Linked DNA regions of Homo sapiens: region 1 is linked to region 2. Evidence: read pairs that join two places in POLR2A ChIA-PET (ENCODE). Cell type or tissue: PC-3. All regions are shown on one strand.

Region 1 (2,500 bases), 170 kb before region 2:
GTCTAGGAATTTAAGACCAGCCTGGGCAACACAGAGAGACTCCATCTCTACAAAAAAACTTTAAAATTAGCTGGGTGTGGTGGTGGCACACATCTAGTCCCAGCTACTAGGGAAGCTGAGGCAGGATTTCTTGAGACAGGGAATTCAAGGTGGCAGTAAGCCATGATTGTGCCACTGTACTCCAGTGATACTGTGTGTCTAAAAAAAAATTTTTTTGAGATGGAGTCCCATTGTCACCCAGGCTGGTGTGAAGTGGTGCAATCTTGGCTCACTGCAACCTCCATCGCCCAGTTTCAAGCGATTCTCCTGCCTCAGCCTCTCGAGTAGCTGGAATTACAGACACCCGCCACCACACCTGTCTAATTTTTTATTTTTAGTGGCATGTTGGCCAGGCTGGTCTTGAATGCCTGACCTCAGGTGGTCTGCCCACCTAGGCCTCCCAAAGTGCTGGGATTACAGGCGTGAGCCACCACACACAGCCTAAAAAAAAAAAAATTAACACAACACTATTGTCTACTCCATTTCCCCACTTTTTTTTTTTTTTCTGAGACAGAGTCTGGCTCTATCGCCCAGGCTGGAGTGCAGTGGCACGATCTCAGCTCACTACAAGCTCCGCCTCCCAGGTTCACACCATTCTCCTGCCTCAGCCTCCTGAGTAGCTGGGACTACAGGCACCCGCCAACACGCCCAGCTAATTTTTTATATTTTTAGTAGAGACGGGGTTTCACTGTGTTAGCCAGGATGGTCTCAATCTCCTGACCTCGTGATCCGCCCACCTCAGCCTCCCAAAATGCTGCGATTACAGGCGTGAGCCACCGTGCCCGGCCATTTTCCCCCTTTCAGCCAAAAGCTGAAAGTAACTCTAAAATGGGTTAAATTGGGATAAAAACTTCCTGTAATAGTGCCATTACTATTACTTATTTTTAAGAATTATTTTTAGCAATATTCTCATTCTAGAGTTGACTTTGCCTTTTAAGGCCTTCCTCAGATATGCCTTGTGACATTTCCTGTCCTTTTTCCAGCATACAATGCCTTCCTAAACAAGATACAAACAGTTCCAGTTGTGTATGTACCAACTCTAGGAACACCACAGCCAGGTAAAAAAGCCTCTGTCCTCATCTTTGAAAAGCTCAGATACACACGTTTAATTCACTCAACTTTTCCCTCTTCTTCTAGGTTTTTTTAACTCCACAAGTTCTCCCCCTCACTTCATGAGTCTACAACCTCCATTGGCCCAAAGTCGGCTGCAACATTGGTTATGGAGTATAAGGCACTAACCTCTGCTTGGACAAGTTTCTCTTAACTGCAGGGGAATGAAGATTTCTAGTCCTCGACAAGAAGCCTAACAGCAACTTCTACATTAAGTTTCCAGATAAGGCTTCTGAGAACTATAAATAAAGCATCCTAAGCTGTTTCTTAAAACTGGTATGTCAGACTGTATTGTAAAGAGTTAACTGTCGGCCGGGCGCGGTGGCTCACGCCTGTAATCCCAGCACTTAGGCAGGCGGATCACCAGGTTAGGAGTTTGAGACCAGCCTGACCAACATGGTGAAACCCCGTCTCTACTAAAAATACAAAAATTAGCCAGGCATGGTGGTACACACCTGTAATCCTAGCTACTCAGGAGGCTGAGGCAGGAGAATCACTTGAACCTGGGAGGCAGAGGTTGCAATGAGTCAAGATTGTGCCACTGCACTCCAGCCTGGGCAACAGAGCAAGATTCCATCTCTCTTATAAAAAAAAAAAAAAACACCAAACACAACACTTGAGATAGTATCACAGTTTAAAAAAAAAACAAATTTATCCAATGAGCCTAGGTGGTTAAAAATGCCCCCAAAGGGACTTTTAAAGTACTTGGCCACTTACGTGCCCCAAATGACTCTAATATTCTCCTCTTCCTGGTTGCCCCAGAATACTTGAGACAGGAACTTCCTAACACTTAAACAAGACAATAAACAGGATTTATCCAAAATGTGTTTATTGAGATGGTTTCCCACTCATCTTGACTCAGAGTGCTTTTAGTGCTGCTTCCTCCTGAAGGAACATCCTGGAGGAAAAAGATTCAGAGATTAGCTGTCATCAGTACAGGTATTCTGCCCACCTCTCCCAAAAAAGCAGATGCATGATGATCCACCCACAGAAAGCTACATCTTTTTTCTCAACTCTTAGCTACCTGCGCATTTGTATCACTGGTTACTTCCTATCAACTTAAGCCCTTTTATCACCCATTTATCCCCGCTTTAGACAGTAGTGCTTTGAGATTAATACATAGCTTTTGGTAGTATCTAGTTAAAACAACCAAATCCAACACTTCTTGTCTAAAAATTTACATTATAGATGATCCCTGTCACTGTTAAGACCGAAAAATCCTAAGAAATGTTTCCATTTCTAAAAATCAAACTCAAAGCCCCAAATCACATTAGTAAACCATTTACCTTCTGTAAGCCTTGCTTTTCCTCCTGTAGGCTGGCAGAGGACAGTGGAGCAGCCAACACACAAA
Region 2 (2,500 bases):
GTAGGACATAGCTTAGTTAACTTTGAACTTTGTGTGTGTGTGTGTGTGTGTGTGTGTGTGTGTGTGTATGTGTGAGAGAGAGATTCTTGTTAATAACTTCACCATTCCACCTTTTTAAAAATGGACTATTTAAGGGACTTTATTCTGATCTTACTTGTATTTTTCTTTCCATAGGATGGATAGAATGACAGAAGATGCTCTTCGCTTGAATCTGTTGAAGCGGAGCTTGGACCCAGCAGATGAGCGAGATGATGTCCTGGCAAAGCGACTCAAAATGGAGGGGCATGAGGCCATGGAACGTCTGAAAATGTTGGCATTGCTCAAAAGGAAGGATTTGGCAAATCTTGAGGTGCCACATGAGTTACCCACCAAACAGGATGGCAGTGGTGTCAAGGGCTATGAAGAAAAACTTAACGGGAATCTCAGGCCTCATGGAGACAACAGGACTGCTGGAAGGCCAGGCAAAGAAAACATCAATGATGAGCCTGTGGATATGAGTGCTAGACGGAGGTATGGCTCAGTTCAGCTGCCTCCAGGGATAGGGTCGTCTCATAAAGCCTGTGAAAATGGAATGAATTCCAATGAGAGGAGGGTGTTTTTCATCCTAAAGATTCTTAAAAGAAGATATATCATCGAGTTTGACCATAAATTCATTTTATTTCCAAATGAAACCAGGTGCCTCAAAAACTGCTTAGCCTACAGAGAATCGTAGTTCTTACTCTTAAGAGAAAAAATGGTCATTTCTAGATAAAGGGGGCACTAGAGAGCTGATAGGCCAAATGGAAGTGAGTTAATATATACCTTCATTCTAATCTTCATGGCCGTCTTAGGAGGAGAAAAATAGTCTTTTTGTCAGATAATTCCAGGAGTTTTAGGATGTATTTATTGTGGAGTCCCAGCTTTTATTACATCCAAAAACATGGGCCTAGCTTTTCTTGTGTCAGAAAGCAAATTATCTTCATGTGGTAAGTCTCTGCATTCTTGCTGTATCTGTACCACTTCCCCCAGCTCCCCCATATACATATACATTCACTTGTACATGTATGTTACTCTCTCTTTCACTCACACATGCAACATGTTTTCCCAGGCCTTTTTTTCTGGTGTCTTTCAAGGTTGAGTACTTGAAACTGTAGAGCACACAGTAAGGAGAGGTACCTGGAACTGGCCAATGGTTGAGTCTCCCTGTGCAGTGAATCATAGTATAGATAACCCTAGTTGGGGTTTTTTTTTTCTTTTTGTTTTTTATGAGTTTTTTTGGTGCTTTTTTTTTTTTTTTTGAGGCAAGGTCTCGCTCTGTTGCCTAGGCTGGCGTGTAGTGAGTGGCCTGATACCCTGGATTCAAGCGATCTTCCCCCCTCAACCCCAACCCACACCCCACCCCCCTTGAGTAGCTGGGACTACAGGCACATCCCACCATGCCTGTCTAATTTTTGTATTTTTATAGAAACAGGTTTTTGCCATATTACCCAGGCTGGTCTCGAATTCCTGAGCTCAAGTGGTCCTCCCTCCTCAGCCTCCTAAAGTGCCGGATTATGGACATGCACCACAGCATCCAGCCAGTTTTTTTTTTTTTTTTTTTTTTAAGATAGGGTCTCACTTTGTCACACAGTCTTGAGTGCAGTAGCATGATCATAGCTCATTGTAACCACCAACTCCTGGGCTCAAGTTATCTTCGCGCCCTAGCCTCCCAAGTAGCTGGGACTACAGGTGTGCATCATCACACCCAGCTAATTTTTGAATACTTTTGTAGAGACAGAGTCTCACTATGTTGCCCAGGCTGGTCTCAAACTCTCAGCCTCAAGTGATCTTCCCACATTGGCCTCCCAAAGTGCTGGGACTACTGTTGTGAGCCACCACACCCAGCTTATAACCCAAGTTGTGTGTGTGTGTGTGTGATGGAGTTTCACTCTTTTTGCCCAGGCTGAGTGCAATGGTACGATCTAGGCTCACTGCACCCTCCACCTCCTGGGTTCAAGTGATTCTCTTGCCTCTCTACTCCCCTAAGTAGCTGAGATTACAGGCGCGTGCCTGCACACCCAGCTAGTTTTGTATTTTTAGTAGAGATGGGGTTTCACCATGGTAGCCCGGCTGGTCTCGAACTCCTGACCTCAGGTGATCTGCCCACCTCTGCCTCCCAAAGTGCTGGGATTATAGGCATGAGCCATCACACCCAGCCAACCCTAGCTTTTAAAACATTCAGTTTAGGCTGGGTGCGGTGGCTCACGCCTGTAATCCCAGCACTTTGAGAGGCCGAGGCGGGTGGATCATGAGGCGGGTGGATCACGAGGTCAGGAGATCGAGACCATCCTGGCTAACACCGTGAAACCCCGTCTCTACTAAAAATACAAAAAATTTGCCAGGCATGGTGGCAGGTGCCTGTAGTCCCCGCTACTTGGGAGGCTGAGGCAGGAGAATGGTGTGAACCCGGGAGGTGGAGGTTGCAGTGAGCCGCGATTGCTCCACTGCACTCCAGCCTGGGCGACAGAGCGAGACTTCGTCT

The links. Peaks named below come from ENCODE experiments on the same cell type or tissue, not always from the same donor. Only the 100,000 strongest peaks of a DNase experiment are listed, where the experiment ranks them.
Region 1: POLR2A ChIA-PET joins it to region 2 with 7 read pairs; 15 of 35 experiments call an interaction of 5 or more read pairs at or near these places.

The regions. Positions count from the first base shown.
Region 1 is chr1:153,991,612-153,994,111 of GRCh38, reverse strand. It overlaps RPS27 (ribosomal protein S27), which reads right to left. Exons shown (of 4, transcript NM_001030.6): 3 at 2,436-2,500; 4 at 1,957-2,047. The coding sequence ends at 2,019. It overlaps NUP210L (nucleoporin 210 like), which reads left to right. Exons shown (of 40, transcript NM_207308.3): 39 at 1,023-1,097; 40 at 1,177-1,422. The coding sequence ends at 1,277. Among named protein-coding and RNA genes, the nearest start is that of RPS27, 2.1 kb to the right of the region's middle. RefSeq lists enhancers at 2,432-2,500, 2,426-2,500. In PC-3, no CTCF peak of the experiment used is centred here; no DNase peak of the experiment used is centred here; H3K4me3 peaks cover 1,384 bases.
Region 2 is chr1:153,826,023-153,828,522 of GRCh38, reverse strand. GATAD2B (GATA zinc finger domain containing 2B) reads left to right here. Exons shown (of 11, transcript NM_020699.4): 2 at 175-510. The coding sequence starts at 176. Among named protein-coding and RNA genes, the nearest start is that of SLC27A3, 52 kb to the right of the region's middle. In PC-3, a CTCF peak has its summit at 756; no DNase peak of the experiment used is centred here.